2 separate regions of the Homo sapiens genome follow, and region 2 is linked to region 1. Evidence: chromatin loops called from intact Hi-C (ENCODE). Cell type or tissue: pancreas. All regions are shown on one strand. Links, peaks and the distances in the headings refer to the core of each region. The heading gives the core; the rest is flanking DNA. Region 1 overlaps SH3PXD2A (SH3 and PX domains 2A). Region 2 overlaps STN1 (STN1 subunit of CST complex).

What was found. A loop is a pair of places that touch in the nucleus more often than their neighbours do. Peaks named below come from ENCODE experiments on the same cell type or tissue, not always from the same donor. Only the 100,000 strongest peaks of a DNase experiment are listed, where the experiment ranks them.
Region 2: a loop joins it to region 1, with 2.4 times the contacts of the local background. A loop is called at or near these places in 9 of 110 quality-filtered maps.

The regions. Positions count from the first base shown.
Region 1 is chr10:103,606,233-103,618,676 of GRCh38, forward strand. It overlaps SH3PXD2A (SH3 and PX domains 2A), which reads right to left. Exons shown (of 15, transcript NM_001394015.1): 11 at 10,965-11,082; 12 at 6,621-6,958; 13 at 5,349-5,398. Among named protein-coding and RNA genes, the nearest start is that of NEURL1-AS1, 95 kb to the left of the region's middle. RefSeq lists an enhancer at 1,132-1,989. In pancreas, for the core only: no CTCF peak of the experiment used is centred there; a DNase peak (open chromatin) is centred at 6,775.
Region 2 is chr10:103,867,455-103,879,898 of GRCh38, forward strand. STN1 (STN1 subunit of CST complex) reads right to left here. Exons shown (of 10, transcript NM_024928.5): 10 at 10,115-12,444. Among named protein-coding and RNA genes, the nearest start is that of SH3PXD2A, 18 kb to the left of the region's middle. In pancreas, for the core only: no CTCF peak of the experiment used is centred there; no DNase peak of the experiment used is centred there.

The DNA of each region.
Region 1 (12,444 bases), core at 2,062-10,061:
AGGGTCTTGCTTTGGGACCCAGGCTAGAGTGCAGTGGAGTAATCAGAGCTCACTGCAGCCTCCATCTCCTGGGCTCAAGTGATCCTCCCACTTCAGCCTCCCCAGTAGCTGGGACTACAGGCACACACCACCACACCTGGTTAATTTTTTTTTTTTTTTTTGGTAGAGATGGGCTCTCTCAGGATCTGGAAGAATTTGCTAAAAAAAAAAAAAAAAAAAAAAAAAAAGCTCTCCCCCTCCCCCTCCCCTTCCCTCTCCCTCTCCCCACGGTCTCCCTCTCCCTCTCTTTCCACGGTCTCCCTCGGATGCCGAGCCGAAGCTGGACTGTACTGCTGCCATCTCTGCTCACTGCAACCTCCCTGCCTGATTCTCCTGCCTCAGCCTGCCGAGTGCCTGCGATTGCAGGCGCGCGCCGCCATGCCTGACTGGTTTTCGTGTTTTTTTGGTGGAGACGGGGTTTCGCTGTGTTGGCCGGGCTGGTCTCCAGCTCCTAACCGCGAGTGATCCGCCAGCCTCGGCCTCCCGAGGTGCCGGGATTGCAGACGGAGTCTCGTTCACTCAGTGCTCAATGGTGCCCAGGCTGGAGTGCAGCGGCGTGATCTCGGCTCCCTACAACCTCCACCTCCCAGCCGCCTGCCTTGGCCTCCCAAAGTGCGGAGAGTGCAGCCTCTGCCCGGCCGCCACCCCGTCTGGGAAGTGAGGAGCGTCTCTGCCTGGCCGCCCATCGTCTGGGATGTGAGGAGCCCCTCTGCCTGGCTGCTCAGTCTGGAAAGTGAGGAGCGTCTCTGCCCGGCCGCCATCCCATCTAGGAAGTGAGGAGCGCCTCTTCCCGGCCGCCATCCCATCTAGGAAGTGAGGAGCGTCTCTGCCCAGCCGCCCATCGTCTGAGATGTGGGGAGTGCCTCTGCCCTGCCGCCCCGTCTGGGATGTGAGGAGCGCCTCTCCCCGGCCGCGACCCCGTCTGGGAGGTGAGGAGCCTCTCTGCCCAGCCGCCCCGTCTGGGAAGTGAGGAGACTCTCCGCCTGGCAACCGCCCCGTCTGAGAAGTGAGGAGCCCCTCCGCCCGGCAGCCGCCCCGTCTGAGAAGTGAGGAGCCCCTCCGACCGGCAGCTGCCCCGTCTGGGAAGTGAGGAGCGTCTCCGCCCAGCAGCCACCCCGTCCGGGAGGGAGGTGGGGGTCAGCCCCCGCCAGGCCAGCCGCCCTGTCCGGGAGGTGAGGGGCGCCTCTGCCCAGCCGCCCCTACTGGGAGGTGAGGAGCCCCTCTGCCCGGCCAGCCGCCCCGTCCGGGAGGGAGGTGGGGGGGTCAGCCCCCTGCCCGGCCAGCCGCCCCGTCCGGGAGGTGAGGGGCGCCTCTGCCCGGCCGCCCCTACTGGGCAGTGAGGAGCCCCTCTGCCCGGCCACCACCCCGTCTGGGAGGTGTACCCAACAGCTCATTGAGAACGGGCCATGATGACAATGGCGGTTTTGTGGAATAGAAAGGGGGGAAAGGTGGGGAAAAGATTGAGAAATCGGATGGTTGCCGCGTCTGTGTAGAAAGAAGTAGACATGGGAGACTTTTCATTTTGTTCTGTACTAAGAAAAATTCTTCTGCCTTGGGATCCTGTTGATCTGTGACCTTACCCCCAACCCTGTGCTCTCTGAAACATGTGCTGTGTCCACTCAGGGTTAAATGGATTGAGGTCGGTGCAAGATGTGCTTTGTTAAACAGATGCTTGAAGGCAGCATGCTCGTTAAGAGTCATCACCACTCCCTAATCTCAAGTACCCAGGGACACAAACACTGCGGAAGGCCTCGGGGTCCTCTGCCTAGAAAAACCAGAGACCTTTGTTCACTTGTTTGTCTGCTGACCTTCCCTCCACTATTGTCCTATGACCCTGCCAAATCCCCCTCTGCGAGAAACACCCAAGAATGATCAATTTAAAAAAAAAAAAAAAAAAAAGAACACAGGACAGAGGCAGACCCACCAGCAGGGAGAACACCACGTGAAGCCTGGAGTCAGGCTTCCGGAGTCCCGGAAGCCGGGAGAGAGGCGGGGAACAGGTCCTCCTCCCACGCCTTCCCAGGGAACGAGGCCCTGTCGGCACCCTGATCTCCTCGCCCCTAGAACTGGGAGACAACACGTTTCTGCTGTTAAGCCACCCAGTGTGTGGTACTTTGTTACAGCAGCCCCCAAAAATAAAGACACCATTCCATGTCAAGAAAAAAAAAAAAAAAAAAAAGAAAAATTGTGTTGGGATTTAAATTAGAATTTCATCGAATTTACAGATTAGGGATAAAATTGAATAATACCGAGTCTTCTCATCCATAAATGTACCTTATTTCCATTCTGCCAGGCCTTCAATTCATTTTTGTGATTTTTCTTCATCAAAATATTGCACATTTTAATTAAATTATTCTATTCTTTAAAAAAAAAAAAAAAAGAGAAAAAAACTAGAGACAGGGTTTTGCCTGGTCTCAAACTCCTGGGCTCAAGCAATCCTCCTGCCTCAGCCTCCCAAAGTGCTGGAATTACAGGCATAAGCCACTGTGCCCAGCACAAAATGCTCATTATTAATGCAGTAATTTCTAATCTTACATCTCTGGAGGTCTAGTTTTCAGATGCCTCAATAGCTGAATCTCAAAATGAAAATTAAAAAGCAGAGAAATCTCCTGTAATCGTAGTGCTTTGGGAAGCCCAGGTGGGAGGACTGCTTGAGGCCAGGAGTTTGAGATCAGCCTGGGCAAATAGTGAGACCCCATTTCTACCACACACACATACACACACACACACAAAAATTAGGTGGACATGGTGTTATGCACCTGTGGTCCCAGCTACTTGGGAGTCTGAGGCAGGAAAATAGCGTGAGCCCAGGAGTTCGAGGCTGCAGTGAGCTATGAACAGACCACTGCACTCCAGCCCAACTGACAGAGTGAGACTCTGTCTCTGAAAAAAAAAAAAAAAAAGAAAGAAAGAAAAAGCAGAGAAATCATTCTAACAAAGCACTTGCACACTGCCCTGTGGGAGAGGAAGGAAAGCCACTGTCCTGGAGTCTAGGGGTGAGGGCTGCAGGTGGGACTTCTGACAGCACAGGCAAGGCAATGGAGCACAGTGGTCTCTAGTCTGGGGTGTGTGTGTAAGAAGGCAGTGCGGTTGAGTGAGCAAAGTCTTTGGCTGGTCATCATGACAAGGCCAGATAGGCAGGCAAGCACTAAATAAACTCGCAATATTCTGTGGGCAGGGTAGAACTCATTGGAGATCCTCAATGCTTTTCAGAAACTGGCACAGCAGCATCTAAGCATGACATTCAAGGACATTTAGAAGCTGGCTTTGGCCCATGGTTTGTGAGCCTCACCCATTCATTTAACAACTGTTTGTTGTGTGTCTACTGGGTGCCAGACACTGGTCTAAGGCACCGAGCGCCCAGTAGGAAACCAAATGGACAACCCCCTGCCCTTGTGGATTGTATATTTTTGCTTCAATGGTCTTGTCTCTACTCAGCTAAAATGGACTTTGTACCCCGCTATTTATGTCCTCCCTCATGCAAAGGGGTTCAAATAAAGCAATTGGGAAAAAAAGGTGGGAGGGATGAGGGGACGGGAAGAAGCTTGGTGTAGCAGGAAGACCTGGAAAGACCTCAACCTTGGGGCTGGACTCCAATCATAGCAATTTACCAGCTGTGTGGCCCTGGGCAAAGCCCTTGACGTCTCTGAACTTCAGTTCTCTCATCTGTAAAATGGAACTAATACCAGCATCCTGAAGAGGATCCCTGAGATAACATACATCACTTTGGGCCCAGCGAGGGGCATAGGGAGAGCTCAATAAATAGAAGCTGGAACTCAGCACTCCTTCTGAACTTCTCTTCTTCCCAGCCTTCCTCATCCTTCAAGGCTCTGCATGTCCTAACCCCACCAGTTGAAACTGAGCTGAGGCAGAGTGAGTGAGGGGTGGGAGGAAGCTGGTTTTGAGGGATTGAGTGAGAATCTGCCACCTTTCCTGGCCCCAGGGCCTGGCTGTGCAGCCGTGCATGTGAGCAGACACAGCCCAGGCTCAGCCCAGGCCACATCTCTGGCCAGGTGGGATGCAGCTGGGCCTAACTGGAAACAGCAGCCCTGCCTCAGCAATCCCCACATTTGGTAAGTGTGGAAGGAATTACCCCATTCTTGCCAAAATCAAGTCTGCCTGAAAATAATTAGCCGTGGCTAGGAGAGATGGTTGAGAGGGAGAATTCAGTGTTTGGGTGTGTAAAACTCAGGAGGAAAAAGAGAAACTCCACTGGGGTCCATGGCCAAGGCAAGGAAGGTCTCATCTCCAGGGATGAAATCTTTAAAAACCATATTTTTATGGAGGGCCTACTCTTCCATAGACTGGTGCCATCTCCCTTAGCCAGGGCTGATGTCACTGACCACAGTAACTCTTGTTGCTAAGCCCAGATGTGACTTCAGAATCCTCCTTAACCCAGTGCACCAGGTAGTATTACCAAGCAGGCAAGAGCTGACATAGGAAATGGAAACCTGTTTGCTAGCCCCCCACATAAATCATCTCATTTCATCCTTACAACAGCCCTAAGAGATGGCTAGTACTGTCCCGTCTGATAAATAAGGGCACTGAAGCTTGTAGAGGGCAACTGGCTTACCTACAGTCTCTCCGCCTCTAAGTGTCAGAAGTGGAATCCGAATCCATGCCTGGCACTTGAAGACACACTCTTTCCACTACATCCCACTGCGCTTACTAACAGTTCTTTGTTCCAAGGCTCTCAGCCTGCCACCAGCATCGCAGGCACCCCAAGCCCTGGCCCCTGATGCGTATCTACCTGCCCGAGGGTCTGGACACCAGGAAACCCCACCCACATGAACCAGGGACCCTGGCAGTGTTAACCTCTTAAAGCTGGGGCGTGAGCCACTCCTTGCAACTCACACTCCTCCCTGGAAGACGTTCACTGATCTGCCCTCTGCCCTCCCAGACTCTGCCATCCACCACCTCCACTGGGCATTCCTGACCAGGGAAAGCTGAAAGGCTTCCAGGCTAGCATGGACAGGAGCCCCATTTCCAGCCTCTGGCAATGCCCTGGCTGGACACTTTTGCCGGGCAGTCTAAATGTTTATGTCTGCCAATGCAGTGGCTGGGATGGATTTATTTAGCTTTGGAGTGCAGTGTGTTTCCGATTATAAACTGTCCAGCCAGGCCTCCAGGAAGGCTGGGATCTGCAGGCTTCCCTCCCTGCCCCTAGCCCCACAAAACTAGAAGCCCCAGCAGGGCTCTGGAAAACCCCTGGATCAAGAGGCTCTGCCGCAAGATAGCCAATTGATCGGGTGGCTATAGCGCATTCACAGAAAAGGAAGGAAAGGGGAGAAGAAATTCAGTACACATACCAGGCTGGATTCTCTGCGTGGTGGAGGTCTTGTCCGTAGGTTCGGGGAGCCTAGAGGAAGAGACATGGCTTCAGAAATCCTAGTCAGACGATGGGCAACAGTACCCATACCTGCCTTCCCTAGGTGAAACTAACTCCTGATCCTTCAAGTTCATGCTTTAGCTCAGCCTTTATGAAGGACTTGACACTCTAAGTCACTATGGGCACTGTGGTTGGGCTTTTTCAAGGGGAAACTATAGACCTTTACCTTGGCTGTGCTTCCAGGGGATCTATGAACACTCTAAAATTATGTGCACTTTTCAAAATGTGCAGCTATGTGGGCATTTTTCAGGGTAACGGGTGTATAGATTTATCAGGTTTTCAAAGTTAGGAGCAGAGACCATGTCTGTTTTTTGCTTACTATTAAATCCATAGAAGCTAGCATAATGCCAGGCAAGAGGAGGTGCCCAATAACTGTTTCCCAGCTGGTTCCCTAAAAGATTTCAGGCACGAGAGCTAACTTAACCCAGTGGAGCTAAACTAAAGAAACAGCTTTCCTCCAGATTTTAAGAATGGCTGGACACAAACAAAAGCTAGGTTCCTATAACATGGAAGTTTTAAGCCTCAACAAAAGGCATTATTGGGCCAGAGATGGAGGGTGCCAGACTGCCTGGAGTCTCCTGTAGAAATGAAGATGATTCTTGAAGAACGCCCTGTTGAAACTGCCTGTGTAGAGTGGTAAAGCCTTAGCTCCCAAGTCTCTTAGGTTTCCAGTAACGAGTGGAAAGTCATAGGGAAGGAGCTGCTAAGGCCCAGAAAGACGTTTCTCTACAGACTGTCACTCCATAGGGCAGCCCTGCATATAGCACCCACATTCAACAGCCCAGGGAAATGTGTTTTTTTGATTTTTTAAAAGTCAGCTACACATCATCTATCTTGATTTATAAAGCCTTTACCATAAGGAAAAGAAAACATTTCTTGCTCTTGGAACGCGTGTATCTGCAGAGTGACCATTGCTGGCTCTCCACTAGAGGAGGGAACGCTACCACCCACATCCTCATGTGATCTAGCTTCCGTGGAGCAGCTGGGAGCAGTTGAGTCATCATACTCCTCTGCCTTCTCCACTCCTGTGATGAGCATGACACAAGTTGACAGAGTGAGGGTCAAAGGCCAGTCTGTAGCCCAGGAGGAAAACGCCATGGGGGTCCTGTGCACCCCCCTGGCTTTCACGGCACCCATGCCCATTCTCTAAGGAGCTTTGCAGTGAGGACCTAGAGGTCAGCGAGGCTCTTACTGATCTGGGCCCGCTGAGGGGCAATCCTGGCCACAGCTGGAGAGCCCTGGGCCAGCCTGGAGACAGTCCTGTCAGGAACGCCCACGGCACTGCCATTGGAGGCATTGCAGAGGATGGGCAGGCTGATCTCCTTCTTGGCAATGGGGGCCTCATGGCCCTCGCCTTCGGCTGGTGGAGTTTCCTTGTCCCCAGACGCCTTCTTGTTCAGCAGGTTGCTGATCTCCATGATGTTCCCAATGATCTCCACTGGGCCGGCCAGGTTCTTCTTCCGGGTTGGCAGGTCATCCTTGGCCTTCTTCAGGTAGGATGCTGGCGCCCAGCCCTCTTTGCCCAGGTATCTGTGGGGAGGAGCAGGATGTGCTATCATTAGAGCACTCTGACCTCACAGCCCACTCCCAGGCCCTAGGATCCATCTGGCCTTGCCCAGTGGAGCCTTCCCTACCATGTTCTGCAAGGCTTGGCAATCCCACTACTCTGGAGAGAAATGGCACCGAGGGTAGATGGAAAAGACACCCAGAACACCAATTCCCACTGCCCCCCCACCATGCTCCTTTTTCTTTGCCTGATCCCTCTTGGGGTGGGCTCTCATGTTCTGCAAAGTCAGGCAAATGTGGGAGCTTGGGATCAGATTTATCAACTTTTGGGTTGCCCAAAGGAGGACTTCATAATGGCCTGCTACTTCCCAGTCAGTTGAGGATAATTAGAGAGATAAGAAGAAGGTGTGGATGTGGTATGTAGAGGTAAATGGCCTGTAGGAAGGGGAGGTATTATTAGAGAGGGAATTGACTCCAGAAGGTGAGAGTCAGGCAGTCTGAGTTCTAGTCTGTGGTACCTTGCACAAGTCCCTTCCCTGGAGCTCAGTTTGTGTCTCTTTTGCAAGATGCAGGGATAGAGTCGCTGCTAAAAATGTACCCAGAAGGACAGACATGTTGAGATCAACTAAGCTGTCTCCAACATCTTAGCTGGAATGGCTCCTCCATGCCAGATGACTGAATGGGACAGCTGTGGTGCCACTGCAGGGAGAGTAGGTGGATCCTCTATAGACTGTCACAGACCAAGTTCACAAACCAGGCTAAATTTACTGTAGTGGAACAAAGATGCATTATTCAATAAGTGATTTGGGGCTGGGCGAGGTGGCTTACACCTGTCATTACAGCACTTTGGGAAGCTGAGGCAGGAGGATCGTTTAAGGCCAGCCTGGGCTACATAGCAAGATCTCATCTCTACCAAAAAAAAATTTTTTTTTTTTTTAATTAGCTGGGTGTGATGGTGCATACCTGTAGTCCCAGGTGCTTGGGAGGCTGAGGTGGGAGGATTGCTTGAGCCCAGAAGTTTGAAGCTGCAGTGAGCTATGATCATACCACTGCACTCCACTCTGGGAGACAGAGTGAGACCCTGCCTCCAAAAATGTAAAAAGTGATTTGGGGAAAACTGATGACCCAGTTAGGAAAAACAAGTAAGACAGACACTGGCTTTATACCATATAGCAGAATTAACAAATAGAAGATTGACATAATGTTGGGGGTTGAGAAAATCTAAGTGGGGCTCCAAAAGCAGAAACCATAAGTGAAAAGACAAAAGCACATGACTAGATAAAACTAAAACCAAAGCAAAACAAAAACAAAACAAAACAAAAGGAAACAAAACCAAAAGCTCATAAACAAAGGCAAAAGGCAAATGATAGGGCTGACTTAATTTCTGGTGATTCGATGACTTCTGAAAACAAGCTTTTCCTTTTTTCCTCGTGGTGTTGAGTTTTCACCCAAACCCATGGGGACTTCACTTCCTGGTCCAGTAGTCGCTGGCCAGTGCCCCCAAGTCTGGGTTGCAATGTCCCCATCTGCTCCCTGGACACATCTGGCTCTTTGGAATGGCTCCTCCACACCAGATGTCTGAACACCTCCCCCCCCGCCCCGCCCACCGTCTTCCTGATCTGACCTTGTTCTTGGGCGCTCATTAGGTGGGAGAAAAGGAATATGAAAGCTGAAGTTCCTATCAACATGTCTGAGCTTTGCGAGAAAGCTCAGGTAGGAGGTGGCTCCTTACGTTCTGTCACAGAAACATGCAGGCAGGCTGAGCCAAGCTCGCCTCCCCAGGGATTGGGAGGCAGAGGTGAGTTAACACGTGGGTGGGAGTCAGGGGCCTGTCTTTGGCTCCCTGATGCAATGGGTGCAAACAGAAGCACAGAATTTTAAGGGTGGATGGAAGCAACGAGTAAAAATACCTAATCTTATGTGAGCCAACAACTACGGCTCAGAAAAGCAAGGGGGTCACACAGTGAGCGCTTAGCAGCATCTGGCCCAGAGCCTGGTGCTCTTGCATCTCAGAGAAAAGACAAAGATGAGCCCACTGGCCCTCACTGACGATTTTTCTACATGGACACTGTAGAGCTATGGGGAGAGGGGGCTCATGGAGGTGACGGTCAGGCCTGCTTAGGGCCCCGAGTGCTGTATTTGTGTTCCTTCAGCACTACATGGGTAAAATTAAGATTCCAGGAGGAGAAACGCAAGGGAATCAGGAGTGCCTGTGTGTGTCTGGGTCCAGCTCTGCTCACATCTGCTTTCCAGCAATGGAGAATGAAATGACTCCAGCGGGAAGCAAGCTGGAAAGGGCGCGATGGAGAGTGCGAGGGTGTGTGTGTGTGTGTGTGTGTGTGTGTGTGTGTGTGTGTGTGTGTGTAGGGGTTGGGGGAGGAGAAGAAAGACAGGAAATGAGGATCAACGTAGAGCCTGGAATGTTGGGAAATGGCATATTTAAGGGGGTGTCTGGCAGCCTTTTTAAGGTGGAATCTTTTCAGCCGGGTTTTCTCAGTCCAAGCTCCTGCTGGCTGTAAGACTAGGCCATGGGGATAGGAGCGGACTAGAAGCAGCTCAGAGTGACTTTGTTGGTCATTTTAGAAAACAAAAAAATAATAATAAAGCAGCCTTGTAGATAAGCTCCAGGCAAGTGAGCTAGGCCACCAGCCTGCCAGAATGTTTCCTGGCTTTCCCATGTTCAACTCATGGCTGGTGGGTGATTGGGTTGACTCTAGTTTCCATTGCTCAGAGAACATAAAAGTCTAGGGGCACTGGCTTTGGACAATACACATCCAGATGCACAGTCCCATCCCACCCAATGGGACAGAAAGGGACATCTCAGCCCTCCTGACTGATATGCACCAGGGCTCCGGGGTGGGGCGGGGTGGGGGCGGGGTAGGGGCGGGGGGTGTGGTGCGTGCCATGGAGCCATGTTCCATCAGGTCAGACTAAGGTGCAATCTCCATATGGCCAGTGACCTCAGCATGGACTAGCCTTTAATGCCATCATGTTGTACCATGTTCTGAGCAACTGTCCCACGAGTACTCACATCCCCTGGGGCACATTGGTGCCACTGCACAATCCTGTCCCCTCTGTCGGAGACCACCTAGAATGCATGTCCTGCCCACAGTGGATCTGGGGTCCCCAGAGCCCAAGGATATAGGACTATCCCTGTCAGCTGGGTAACTGGCAGAGAAGAGAGAAGGTGGGCAAAGTCATCACAGCTGAGCCAGTTCCAAGGACACCAAAAGCACTTACTGAGATCAAGTCTCCTGGAGCATTTCTTGAGAGCAGGGGTCCTGGAAGGGTAGGTCTTGGCCAGGTAATGGTGAGTGAAACCCACGGGATTGTTTGCCTCCAGCAGGTCAGGAAAGACCCCACTTCCCTACCCATACCATTCAATAGGATTCTACGCTGGGAACTGTGATTAGGCCTGGGAGAGGGAGGGGCAAGAGAAGGAAGAAGCCTCCGATGGCCTGAGCCGAGGCCTGACTTCTGCTCCAGCCCTTGCAGCCAGCCCTGCAGATTGGACAGCCAGTCCCCATCCACCAGGGACGTGGCTGCAAGAGGCCTGCACCTGCACCCGCCCCCGCCCCCAGCCCACCTCCCTGAGTACTGAGCCTGGGCAGCAGAGGTTGCCTGCTGGGACCTCAGCAAGGCCTGCGGACGCCAGTGCTCCAGGCAGCCCTAGCTGTGGAGCACACCAGGCAGCCAAGGCCGGACACACAAAACCAAATTCAGATGTGCTGAGCTCTCTTGGCAGATACGTGGGAAGGGATTGCACCACAGCCTGCAAGCTGACCCGGGGCCTCTGTGCCCCGCTGGCTGTGGCTCAAGCTCTGCTTTACGCGTCCCGGGAGAAAACTTGCAAGATGAGCATTCTCTGGTTGAGCTATTCAGCTGTGCAGAGGTGCAGCAGCCCAGCCCTGTGCCGTGGGCACAAAGCTGTCAGTATCTACCTGCCATCAGGTGGCCATGGCCACTTTGCACTCTGCCCAGGGCCCAGGTGGGCGAGAGGCATCTCGTTCATAATGTAAGGGTTCCCTACCTGATATACCACCAGCCTTCCAGATTCTTCCGGATCACCTCCACTGTGACGCCCTTCTCAAAGCCAATCTCGTCCTTGCTTTGGCTGGTGTAAGGCTGCACGGTGACATACTTCTCCTCTGGGGGTGGGAGCAAGCAAGCAAGATTATTTGAGGTCGGGGTGCAGGTCCTGCTTCCTGTCCCCTCCTCCTGCCCTGGCCTGGCTTTTGCTCAACTGCTTGCCAAGAAGGTCCACTGGGTTGGCTCTGGCTTCTCCAGGGGAGGGAAGGACCAGGCCCCAGAGGTGGCAGCAGGGAGACCATGGGAGCAGAGGTCACTGCTGCTCCCAGTGTGTGCCAAAGCCAGCCAGGACCCAGGTTGTCAGGCAAGGCCCTGGGAGCAGGGAGTCGGCTCTCCCAGCCTGATAATGGCGGCCAGGCTGCCGGGACCTTGGAGTCCACAGGGCTCAGAAGCTTGCTGGGCCGAGGGCAGGATTAGGAGAAGCCGGCCCCTCATGAGGTGTCCTTGCATGCCTTGAGGCCCCACGGCATACCGCTTTTCCTCGAAATGTGCCCTGTTTCCATCTGTGTCCCAGATGAACTCTCCTATCCCTGCCCCCAGCTCAGCCTCTTGCATCCTTCCTCTGTCTGACCTTCAGAGGTTCTAGGGACACCTCCTCGGTGAAGCCTTCCCTGAGCACCCACTTCATCCATTAACACCTGGTCATGTAATCTCCCAAGAGGAGTCCATGGAACCCAGGTCTCATGGAAGCAGTTACATGTGTTTTGTTAAGACAAGGGTTCGATGGCCAAATGAGCTTGGAAACACCAAGCACAGCACAATCAGGCAGCACTGGCCCAAGTGGCTTCTGCAGAACATGCTGTGCCAACCACGCAGCCGAGGCCTAGCCCCTCTGGAGGGCAGCCTGCTCTGTTTTCAAGGATGTCACTTCAGGGTCTTGCCCAAGGTCCTCCCGAGGTGCTGGGAAAGAAGTGCCTTGTAGACTCTCAGGAAGGCTTGGGAGGGCAGGTGTGGGGAGAGTGGGGCACCATGGTGCCTCCCCTGGTTTCTTTCAGCCTCTCTCCTGGCAGGAGGCCTGGGTGCCACCCGCTTGGGTCCTTGATCAGGCTTCCAGGAGGGTGTTTCTTCCATGCCTGCTGGGGTTCAGCTTTCCCTGTCCCAGGAAGCCCCTGATAGGTAGACCCCAGAGCTGAGTACTCCCTGGCTCTGCTCCTAGCTGGCTGGCTAAAGAGTCCTTGCCTCCTGCCTGAGACACTCCGTAGAGGGCTGCTCAGAGTGGAACACTCCCCACCTCACCTTCTGGGGCAACAGGAGCTGAGACAGGAGGAGGAAGTGGCAATCTGGCCATGCCCTTCTGAAGGGTCACCCTGAGCCACTGTTGTCCTCTCTGGCGTGGGTGCTCCCCAGGGGCTGAGACAGTGCCTGGCAGACAGCGAGACACTGTTGACTGCATCACGACCAGGCAAGGCTGAGCAAGGGTA
Region 2 (12,444 bases), core at 2,759-10,758, 260 kb after region 1:
CTATCTCAGAATGTGAATGTATTTGGAGACAGGGTCTTTAAAGAGGTAATTAAGGTTAAATGAGGTCATAAGAGTAGGTCCTAATCCAATAGGACTGGTGTGCTTATAAGAAGAGGAGATGAGGCCGGGCGTGGTGGCTCACGGCTGTAATCCCAGCACTTTGGGAGGCCGAGGCAGGTGGATCACCTGAGGTCAGGAGTTCAAGACCAGCCTGGCCAACATGACGAAACCCTGTCTCTACTAAAAGTACAAAAATTAGCCAGGTGTGGTGGCGGGTGCCTGTAATCCCAGCTACTCAGGAGGCTGAGGCAGGAGAATCGCTTGAATCCAGGAGGCAGAGGTTACAGTGAGCTGAGATCATGCCACTGCGCTTCAGCCTGAGTGACAAGAGTGAGACTCCGTCTCAAAAAAAAAAAAAAAAAAAAGAGGAGCTGAGGACAGATGCAGAGGGAAGACCATGTGAAGACATACGGAGAAGGCAGCCATCCACAAGCCCAGGAGAGAGGCCTCAGAAGAAACAAACCCTGCTGACACCTTGATCTTGGACTTCTGGCCTCCAGAACTGTGAGAAAATACCTTTCTGTTGTATAAGCCGTCCACTGTGTGATACTTAGTTATGGCAGCCCTAGCAAACTCATACATGTGGGTGGGAAGGCACTGAGCTTTCTGCATTTCTAACAAGCTCCTGGATGCTGCTGATTCGAGGACCACACTTTGAGTAGCATGGACCTAGAGAATCTGATTCCTTTTTATTTTATGACATTGTCAGCAGCTTCCTAAGTCATTAGCAGGTGGGGAGGAGGACACTTTTTCTCAAACTCTGCCTTCCTAAAGATAGCTAAGGTAATTGTTCTCTACATTTTTTGTGGCACTTTTGAAATTTTACAAATAGAGTGGCACCTTTCAGTTTCTGTAAGTGAATGCAGTGGGCTGGATATACCCACACGGCATGGCAGGCATAGTATGCAAATTGAGGCACTCATGCTGTGTCTACAGTGGGCAGTTGCCACTCTGTCCCCATGCTAGAATGTGGGCTTAATGTGGTCATATTTTCCAAAACTTCAAGAGCCAGAAATTTGAATTTTTATATTAAATCTCTAGATTTTAAAACTTTCAAATGTTGGCACCTCCATCTGCTTATTTTTGAAATAATGTGAAGCAAAGGAGCTCTCTGAGGTGGTGCTGGACATGTTCAATATTTGGACCTCTACCTTGTTTTAGGTGTATACACATGTAAAAATTCATCATCCAGGTATAGCATAAGCAAACATTCATCAAACTGTATCATTAAAATTTGTACGACTTACCACTTGTAAGTTATGCCACAATAAAAAAGAAAAAAAATCTGCATGGGAATGATACACATGACAGTTATTACCTCTGGGGGCAGAGGCAGGAAAGGAACAGGGTTGGCCTTATGTGTATTTCTAACATATTTCTTCAAAGAGATAGAGGGCTGAAGCATATAGGGGGATTTCTTTCTTTCTTTCTTTTTTGAGACAGGGTCTTGCTCTGTTGCACAGGCTGGAGTGCAGTGGCACAGTCATAGCTCACTACAGCCTTGACCTCCCAGGCTCAAGCGATCCTCCCACTTCAGCCTCCCAAGTAGCTGGGACTACAGGAGCATGCCACCACGCCGCCTGGCTAATTTTTTAAATTTTTAGTAGAGACGAGATATCACTATGTTGCCCAGGCTGGTCTTGAACTCCTGGGCTCCAGCAATCCTCCTGCTTTGGCCTCCCAAAGTGCTGAGATTACAGGTGTGAGCTACCTCGCCCAGTCAGGAGAAAATATTAACAGCTGTTTCATCTCAGTGATACTAGGTATCTGCTTTATTGTTTTCTGTGTGTTTGAAATATTTCATAATTAAAATCAACTATTTTTTAACATTAAAAAAATAAAGCCTGGAAAGACCAACACTGCATGAACCAAATAAAACTCCTCAGAGGCTACTGCACCATTCTCTTGGTCTCCCTGTGGGACTGCACAGTTGTTTATGTACGAATGCTTACTGCCCTGACCCAGGGCTCCTGTATCTTCAGTAAATACCTGCTCCCTCTTTGTCACGGGTGTGATGTGATGTCACCCCACCCACTCAGCCCAGCACCCTCATATGCCATTCATCACCAGAAGTGTGTCCTCGGTGCAGCCTCAACTGTGGGAAAAATAACGTTTATATATCAACCCAAATTTGAAGACACTCTGTATTGGGTTCATAGTTTAAAGCTACCAGAGAACAGACTTCTCTGATCCTGAAAGCAATTAAAGCCTAGTGGTTGAACTCACTGGGTAGAAGCCTGGGTTTTCCAGTTTACTAAATATATGCCCCTGGGAAAGTTAGTTTCTCAGCTTCTATTTCTTCACCTGTAAATTGGGAATGACGACAGTATCTACCTAGTTGGGCTTACGGGTAGATTTAAATTTGCTGAGTTATTGGTGCATAACTGTTCATTAGTTATTATTAAGTAATTAATACTGGGTTGATTTTACTTTAACTATCTTTCTTACATCATAGATTGTCTGAGGCCACACCAGTATGAAATCAACAGCTGGCCACCAAGTCTCAAAGGGAAGATATTTTCGGCTGGGTGTGGTGGCTCATGCCTATAATCCCAGCACTTTGGGAGGCTGAGGTGGGCAGATCACTTGAGGTCAGGAGTTTGAGACCAGCTTGGCCAACATGGTGAAACCCCATTTCCACAAAAACTAGCTGGACATGGTGGTGTGCTCCTGTAGTCCTAGCTACTTAGAAGGGTGAGGCAGGAGAATCGCTTGAACCCAGCAGCCAGGAGGCGGAGGTTGCAGTGAGCCGATATCATGCCACCGCACTCCAGCCAGCCTGAGGGATGCACAGCAAGACTCTCAAACAGAAAAAAAGGAAGATATTTTCAACTCTGATTCAAGTGGCAAATGTAATTAAACATTGTCAAGTGCGGGGCAGTACAAACTTCTTTCTGCCTTCAAGGAATGGATCTGTTTCTGTCCTTCATGAAAAACCCTAAACGGCCAAAGCAACCTTAAGAGAAAACAGAATTGCAGAATCTCCAGGTTGGTTCTTTTCCTCTGGCCTCAAACCTCAGGGGTAGAGCGTTGGCCTCTCCCCTTGGACAGCATGCTGCCAGGACAGCCTCCCTGCTGACATGCCTGCCTGGGCTGCTTTCTGGGGCTTCTTGCTCAAGGTAATCCTCCAGGAACAGCACCCTGCTGGCAGCTTTGCAACCCCAAAAGGGCTTTCGCAATGACTAATAAAGCCATAAAGGATGAACACAGATCCAAAAAAATTCATCCCCTGAAGGAATATGATTTCGACTACTTTTCACTTGGTGCTTCCTTGTCTTTTAAGCCACATGCATTCAATTTCTGTCTGAAATTCCAGTTCTCTCACGTTGCAGTCTCCGGAGGCCATTTTCTCTGGTAAACCCGTGAAACGCTCTCGGAGCCTGGAAAGGGGTAGAGGAGCCAATTACTCATGAAAGCCCATTTTCTCTGTGGGTTTTCCCTCACATTTCAGGAGATGTATTCCTTTAGCATTTCTGCTATCACCAGTTCAGACCCCCAGAAATCTCCTGAGCCCCCTTTTCCCCTCCCATTAATTTAAAAATCCTGTAGCCGTTACTGTGGTCTGCCTTGCAGAACCTGGCAGTTCACCTGGCCTTTTCCACTCTCCCCCAAATTGGTTACCTACCTGTTGGTTCTCTTACACTAATGTCCCTTGCCACTGTCCGGTTCAGGCCCTCCCCACCCCTCCCTGGATGACGGCAGCAGACGTGTCTCTCTGGTCTACCCGCCCCTGACTTCGCCCTCAAGCTGTGCTCCTCCACTCTGCTGCTAAGGTACTTTCTAAAATACAAACCTGATGCCCCCTCTCAGCTGAAAATCCTTTAATACTGACCTCCCCCAACCCGTTTCCAGATGAAATGTTCCCCAGTCCTGCTAGAGCTTCTGCATTGTCAAGAATAGCCAAATACCTGGATTTTTATGTGAATTCCCCAATCCTTTTTTATTTGTAAAGTTATTACATTTTACATTTAAAAAAATTATAAAACATTGCAACAAGTCTCTCACCCATTCCTGCTCCCCGATTCCCTATTTGAAGAGGCCATCACTGTGGCCGGGTTCTTCTGCAGTGCTGCCTTACACGCACACACACACACACCCTACAAACATACACATACACAAGCACACACTGCCTTTTTTTCCATATAGATGGTAGCCAATTTTTAAATGTTGGTATAAAGTTTTAAAACCCTGAGGGTCAAATAAAAACACTTTTGTTCCTCTGAGGGTCAAAGAAAACACAGGCATGTGCCTTATGATCCGCTGGGTTGTAGATCACACAGGCATGTGTCTTTTGATCCACTTGACTGACAGTTCCCTGAAGACAGGAAACTTTGTCCTGGAATCCTCTTCGGTACCTGGGACGATACCTTGCACACAGCTGGCACTCAATAAGCACACTGCCTGTTCATGGAAACTTTTCTTAAGCACCAGCACTGTGTCTAATGCTGAGTCTACCACAGACTACGGGGTGAACTGTGGTGTGCCCACCCAAGAGGGAACACTCAGGAGAGTTAGTTGTCTGGTTAAGTCTCAACTCCTGTGGAAACAACCAGAATCTGCCTGCTTCCCATATTTCCTGGTTACCTGGGTCAACAACAAATGGACAGAAATAGCAGATTACAGTCCCCGTTCTCAGTTCTCAGGCCCCCTAATGGGGCATCTGCTCGTGCTGACGGCCTAAGCTGTGGCAGAGTGCTGAGACCAGTACCTCCTCGCCAGCTGTCATTCCCAGGAGCGGAGCTTCTGGGTCTCGCCCTCCACCAGGACAAGTCAAGCCAGGACAGGACCAAAACCACAGGCACAGGCAGAGCTTGCTGACTCTTCCTGAGGCACTGGGCTGGGCAGGGCAGGGCTGGGCCAGCTGCTGCGATGAGTAAGGCATTCAAGCTTCTTCATGTTGGGAGAAGACTCATTGCTCAGGTGGTTTTGGAATCTCCTAGAATAGATTCTATTTGCTCACTCTCCTGAGTCCCCTGCTTGCTCCCACACAGCCTGGCAGGAACAGGGCCTGTGTTCACAGGTCGCTCTTCCCCTCTGGCAACAGGTGTCATGGTTGTGGGACAAGGTGGCATTTTCATTCATGATGAGGTGGACCCCACTGAGGAATTGCAACAAGATCTTACATATCTCTCCTCCATCCTCGGAGGCAGTGATGTCCAATCCTGTGTCAGCAGTGATGCAGGACAGGTGGTTCCTGTCACAGCACACTCCCGAGGGAGGGCCATAGGCAATGTCCCTGTAACTGTACGGTGACGTCCTCCCCTTCTCCCTCACTCGAGAGCATTCTGGCAGGGAAGGGCATGGGGAGCACGACCTTAACGTTCACCTTGAATGTTATTCTAATTGTGGTGCAGTATGAATCTTACTACCAAAACGCAGGTGGGTGAGACTTGTCATAGTCCTTTTTTTCTTTCTCTTTATTTTTTTGAGACAGAGTCTTGCTCTGTCACCAGGCTGGAGTGCAGCAGCGCGATCGCAGCTCACTGCAACCTCCGCCTCCTTGGGTTCAAGCGATTCTCCTGCCTCAGCCTCCCAAGTAGCTGGGACTACAGGCGGGTGCCACCATGCCCAGCTAATTTTTGTATTTTTAGTAGAGATGGGGTTTCACCGTGTTGGCCAGGATGGACTCGATCTCTTGACTTCGTGATCCGCCCGCCTTGGCCTTCCAAAGTGCTGGGATTACAGGCATGAGCCACCATGCCTGGTCCCTTTTTTTCTTTATTTCAAGTTACCTCAGCCTTGATGCCCTCAACCTCGAGCCTGGCATGAAAATTAGATGTGTGGTAACAGGATGGGGCAGGCTTCCCTTCCCTGGAAATATGTGAAAATCCAGGAGGTTACAGGGTACCTGAAAAACAGGGACAGGTCCACTCTTCTTCTGAGACCAAGACCGCTGTGGAAATCCCCGGGGCTCCAGCCTGCATGCACCTTCAGGGAAGGGCTTGTGGCCGCTTCCTTTCCAAGCTGACACACAGGAATCTTGCTGAAGCTGAGAATCCTAGGCTAAGGCTCTGACCTTCTGAGAGACACCACAAAACCTCTCCACAGAAGTCCTGCCATGAGACTGTCACAGGGAGCACATTCCCATCCGCGATGCCTGGGGGCCACCAATCTCCAATCCTTCCCCAGGCTTCGGGCTTCCAGAAAACATAAAGCAGATTGTCAGGCCAGGCGCAGTGGCTCAGGCCTATAATCCCAGCACTTTGAGAGGCCGAGGTGGGCGGATCACCTGAGGTCAGGAGTTCAAGACCAGCCTGGCCAACATGGCAAAACCCCGTCTCTACTAAAAATACAAAAATTAGGCGAGCATGGTGGCACACGCCTGTAATCCCAGCTACTTGAAAGGCTGAGGCAGGAGAATCGCTTGAACCCAGGAGTTCAAGCAATGAGCCGAGATTGCGCCACTGCACTTCAGCCTGGGTGACAGAGCGAGACTCTTGTCTCAAACAAAACCAAAAAAAAAACCAGAGAGTCTGCGCAAACAACTTCTGAATTCAGCCCCCAAGCCAAACCTCCCTGAGGCAAGGCTAGCTTCCAGCTTGGAAAGAAGAAATAAAATACAGGAAAAACAAAACCCACATCAATAGCTCAATATATTATTCTGCCACCTAACTCATATTAGAATAATCATTCACAATTTCAGTACAGGGTAACATTCAGCCCTTGTCACAAATGCCTGTGTCCCACATCAGAGCTCATGCACCCCGCTGCTGCTTTGCTCTAAAGCAGAGCTGAAGAACTGAAGGCTACTACTCTGTCCTCACCCTGCTTTATTTCCTTCAATCACAGATTGTCCTCAGAATAAAAAATAAATGCCTTCCTCCCCGAGGGAGCAATTTCTAGCCAAGAGGATGATCAAAAATGGTGTTGCCCAATGCCCCAATTAACTGTACCAAACCCAGTAAATGATGAAAGTGAAGCCTCAGCTTATGATGATAATTAAGCTATGTTGAGTCAATGGCAGCTGCTGTAAGACCACTTCTATTACTAAAACTACCTTCTCCACTTAATTAGCACTTTCTTAGAAGCATCCTTAGTTTTTCACATTAATCTGACTGGGGACAGTGTCACTGAACCAGAGCTAAATGGCATCTGGTCTATGAGAGGTCTGAGTCAATAATATGGTGGCTGGTTTTAAAAAGATTGCTGTCCTTTCTTTGCTTGATGACTTGTGATATAGAAAAAAGAAAAATAAATAAAACCATCATTGTTGTAACACATTATTATTTTTAATATTTGGGTGGGCATGTGACCAAGCACTTGGAGTGGCAGGTTTGGAATTTTGAGTTTTGAGTTCTTCCGGATGTTTATTCCAGCTGTGTATTAACTGGCACCTTGGCAGCTGCGCTCTGGGCTGGTTCCGCAGTAGATACCACTGCTAGAACACATGCCTGGCCGTCTGTAGCCCCTGCTGGAAGCAATGGCTACTGTCCAGGGTAGAACTTTATCTAAAGGCTCCCATGATGAACAGATGCTCAACACTACTCATACTAAAAAAACATAAATGCAAACAGAAACCAGAAATCATTTTCACCTATCAGATGGACATGGACTAAAAATACTGATAATACAAACTGTGGGTGAGCTCGTGGGTAAACAGTAGACGCATAAATCATTGATAGGAGTGTACGATGGATCAGTCTTTTTACTGGGTAATTTGTTAGTGCCTATGCAAATTTTAAAAAGCTCATGCCCCTTTTCCTGGCAGTTCCATTGCTAGAAATTTACCATACAAACATACTTTAAACATATACCAAGAAAAGAAAAATGTTTCCTGCAGAATTGGTTGCAATAGCAACAAATTGGAAACCAATTAAATGTTTTTTAATAGGGCCCTGGCTAAGTGCATTATGGAACAGCAATACGATGGAATTATGTCACCATTTTAAAAGATGCTGATTTTGCATGCTAAAGTGAAAAAGAAAAAAAGACTTCCAAAATATAGCATTAATAAAAATGTGAAGTGCATATAAAACGCTGACTTTTTTTTGGAAGGATACACAAAAATATTGTTAACATGGTTATTTTCCTAACAATATATATATAATCTTAAAAATATACACAGTAAGCTGGGCACAGTGGCTCACACCTGTAATCCCAGCACTTTGGGAGGCTGAGGCGGGCCGATCACCTGAGGTCGGGAGTTCGAGACCAGCCTGACCAACATAGAGAAACCCCATCTCTACTAAAAACACAAAATTAGCCGGGCATGGTGGCACATGCCTGAAATCCCAGCTACTCGGGAGGCCGAGGCAGGAGAATTGCTTGAAGCCGGGAGGTGGAGGTTGCGGTGAGGCGAGATCATGCCACTGCACTCCAGCCTGGGCAACAAGAGTAAAACTCCGTCTCTCTCTCTCTCTCTCTCTCTCTCTATATGTATGTATACATACATCACCTAAATATATATACACACACACACACACACACATATATACACACATACTTATATATATAGAGAGAGATATGTATATACACATATATATACACACATACATACACACGGTATTTGGGAAGTGGTAGACCATTCTTTCCCCTTCTTTGTACTTTTTTGGTATTTTTAAGACTAGCTCTTTAAATAATGATGCTGTATTTATATAAAAGCTGAAAGATATCTGTGAGAGACTGTATTTTCCAATGTGGCCAGGGTAATATTCCCGGACCTATATGCCCTTCTGGAACCTCATTACTCCCCATCAAGAGGTGGAGTTTATTCCTCTCCTCTCGAACCTGCATGGGACTGTGATAGCCTCAACAATTAGAAGGCCATGGAAGTGAGGCTGTGGCTTCTGGGGCTACAGAAAAAGGGCCATGTGGCTTCCGTGTGGCTCTTGCTATCTTGCTATCTCTTGGAAAGCCTGCCCTGGAAACCCAGACACCATGATGTGAGGAATCCCAACCTAGCCCATAATTCTGAGTCTGTTCACAGAGTCGTGCACACATCACCACTATCTAATTCCAGAACACGTCCATTAACCCCAAAAGGAGCCCTGTACCACCCAATCCCCACCCTCCCCATGCCTGGCCACACCATCTACTTTTTTTTTTTGAGACAGAGTCTCGCTTTGTCACCCAGGCTGGAGTTCAGTAGCATGACCTTGGCTCACTGCAACCTCTGCCTCCCGGGTTCAAGCAATTCTCCCTGCCTCAGTCTCCCGAGTAGCTGGAATTACAGGTGCCCACCAGCACGCCTGGCTAACTTTTGTACTTTTTAGTTGATACAGGGTTTAGCCATGGCCAGGTTGGTCTTGAACTCCTGACCTCAGGTGATCTGCCCACCTTGGCCTTTGAAAGTGCTGGGATTACAGGCGTGAGCCACTGCACCCAGCCTCATCTACTTCTTCTCTGTGTATGTGCCTATTTTCTGGACATTTTATATAAATGGAATCATACAATATGTGGCCTTTTGTGTCTAGCTTCTTGCACTTAATTTCTTCAAGGTTCACCATGCTTTAGCATATATCAGTACTTCATTGAGTAATATTGCATTGTATGGATAGCCCACCTTTTGTTTATCCATTAATTGGCTGATGGACATTTGGGTTGTTGCTACTTTTTGGTTATTAGGAATAATGCTGCTGTGAACATTTGCTTACAAGTGTTTGTGTGGCCATGTTTTCAATTCTCTTGCGTTGAAGTACTTTTACATCACCTAAATATTAAATGATAAATACATAATAATCAAATGATACTAATAACTGGTACACAATTAATTCTTATTAAAGCAAATTCCCTAAGAGCAGAAACCTGTTCCTTCGTGGTATTTCAGGTTTAATAAAGACCATTGGGTAGACCTGAAGTAATACAACAGCACTATTTCCAACCCAGATTTTTCACCAATTCACACTGACATTTTCTCAAATCAGTCTGAAAAGAGATTGTCTGTTTATTATCTCTATGCAAAAACCCAGGGCTATGCTGTGGTCTTCAAAATCCCTCTTTATGTTCCAAAATGAAAACTTATCATTTAAATTTGACATATAGGAAAGGACTAGAGCCTTTTCAGGAATTTGGAGTTTGATTAGAATTCTGGGGAACACAGAACCTTTTGCTGTACTGTGATTTACCTATTCAGGTTTATTTAATAAATACAGTAGAGGTTAACAGATGATAGTGCAAGTTCAATAGAAGTAGGGTGATTTAAAAACATTCTGGATTACAATGAAAACTCACTTATGTGGGAGTTTGAGCTCACATTTACAGCCTCCACCAGCAGAAATCATGCAAATAAGAACCACTGCAGAGTTCTTTGTCCACAGACACCATCTCCCTTCAGGATGGTCCTGCTTTTCCCCCAGCACCTGTGCAGGCATCTCTGGCGAGCCTTATCACAGTCTTTCTGAGTTTGCCTGTATGCTTCACATAAATGTAGTAAAAAAACAATGAGACGCTTCTTTGGGGCAACTGCTGTAGAGGCCACTAATGAGAAAGTGTAGATGTTTCCATCATGGAAAATTACAAGTTTACTTGGTTTCAGTCCTTGGCACTAAGTCTTAGGTTCCTTGTCACTGAACAGCCTTCTTTCCACTTGGCTTCTCTTGGCCAGCATCCTGGCACACCATCAGAGGAGAAAATAATGAGAAAGAAGTGTCTTACAGGGATGGGGAGCACTGGTGGCTTACCATATGGGCATAATCATGGCTCTTCAAACAAATCCTTGACCAGACAGTAGCACTATTTGTCTTCTTGCCTACACAAGCTACATGTGGGGTTCACACCTCCTGAAACATGTGCACACTAAGAGAACTGGAGAATGTTTGCTCAGTTTCCCTCCTTTTCAGGGGAACCCTCTGGCTGGTCTTCAGTACATGAGCAGTGACCCAGCTGTGGTTAGCTCCAGAGAGTTTTCTAAGAGTCCCTCATGTTCTTAGAGTTCTGATGTTGCTTAGAAGACAGAGGCCTACCTCATTCTTGGTTTACTCATGCTTCAGGTTACATGAATGTGGGGTGGGGAGTGGGAAATAGCTTTATAATTTTTGTAGAAATTATATAAGGAGTCAGGAGTTTGAGACTGCCCGGGCCGAGTCTGGCTTACACACCGGTTGAATTCTTGTCCAGCGCCCAAGAAGAATGAGAATGTACTGACAGTGGAAGAGTGAGCACTTGCTAATTATAAAAATGCCAAAGGATAGCTATGTGGGGTAAAAAGCACCTGAGATCTCACCATGCAGAGGTAACATGTGCATCCCTTTGGTGAGAATTTCTAGTAATCTGTCTGATGTGTATAATTATTCATCCAGCATTTCCCAAATATATTTGTGAACATAGTGTTAGTTTGTGTTCATCCAGGAGCCAATCCTGAGACAGAGACCGGAAAGCAAGAAATGCATCTGGGAGGTCAGCATGTGGTAAAGGGGAGCGGGGAAGTAAGGCAGGGAGGGTGAGGCTGGTGGTTATCAGGTTAGCTGCTCCTGTGGGTGGCTGGGTGGTGCTCAGTCCCACGGAGGAACTGTGGAAAAGAGTATGGAACGTGTGCCTCAGCAATGCTTACCTGAGGGCGAGGGAGCTGGGGCATTTACAGCCAAGGTGCTGTTGGCTGAGGCTGCTCCCTGGGGGTGTGACTTCTGAGCACTTCCAGCCTGCACAGCCTACTAAGACATGTGAGAAAGCACCCCCGCAACCACTGCCCCTAGGAAAGAGGCAGACACTGGCAGCCGGAAGGCAGCCAGACACATACTTATTGGTCGTATTGCTTAGGAGATGCGTCAGGCACTGTTCTAGGTGCTGGGGACATGGAAGGAAACAAAACAGAGAATTCTGCCATCATGGAACATTCTGTCTATTGGGGGAAAATAATAAACAGGGCAAGTAAGAAACCATGGAGTGTGTTAGGCAGTATCAAGTACTGTGAAGAAAAACGAAGTAGGAAAGGGAGTTCTGGGAAGGGGGACAGGAGATGGGTTGCAAACAGCGAAAGAGGAATGAGGGCAGGCCTCACTGAGAAGGTGACACTCAAGTAAAGGCTGGAAAGAGGGCAGAGGGAGGCACTTCACATGGTTACCTGGGAAGAGGAAATAGCAGGAGCACCAGCCCTAAGGCAGGAATATGCCGAGGCATGTGTGCAAGGCCCGTGCGGCTGGGCTGGGAGGGCAGGGTAAGCGGGGCCGTGCTGACCTCTGTGCAGCCTCAGGCTCCTACCTGGGGCAAGACCGAAGGCTGTAGGAGAGTGGGAGCATTAACAGGGTGGCAACAGCTGCTGTGCTGTGAACAGCCCAAGAGGGGCCAGGGCGGAAGCAGAGAGGACTGAGGAGGCCGGGGAGGAGGGTGAAGCAGTTAAGATTCTGGAGATATTCTGAAGGTAGAGCCAAAAGACTTGCAGACAGATTGGATGTGAGGTATGATAGAAAGAAAGAAGCCAATGGATTTGGTTTGAGCAACTGGATGGAG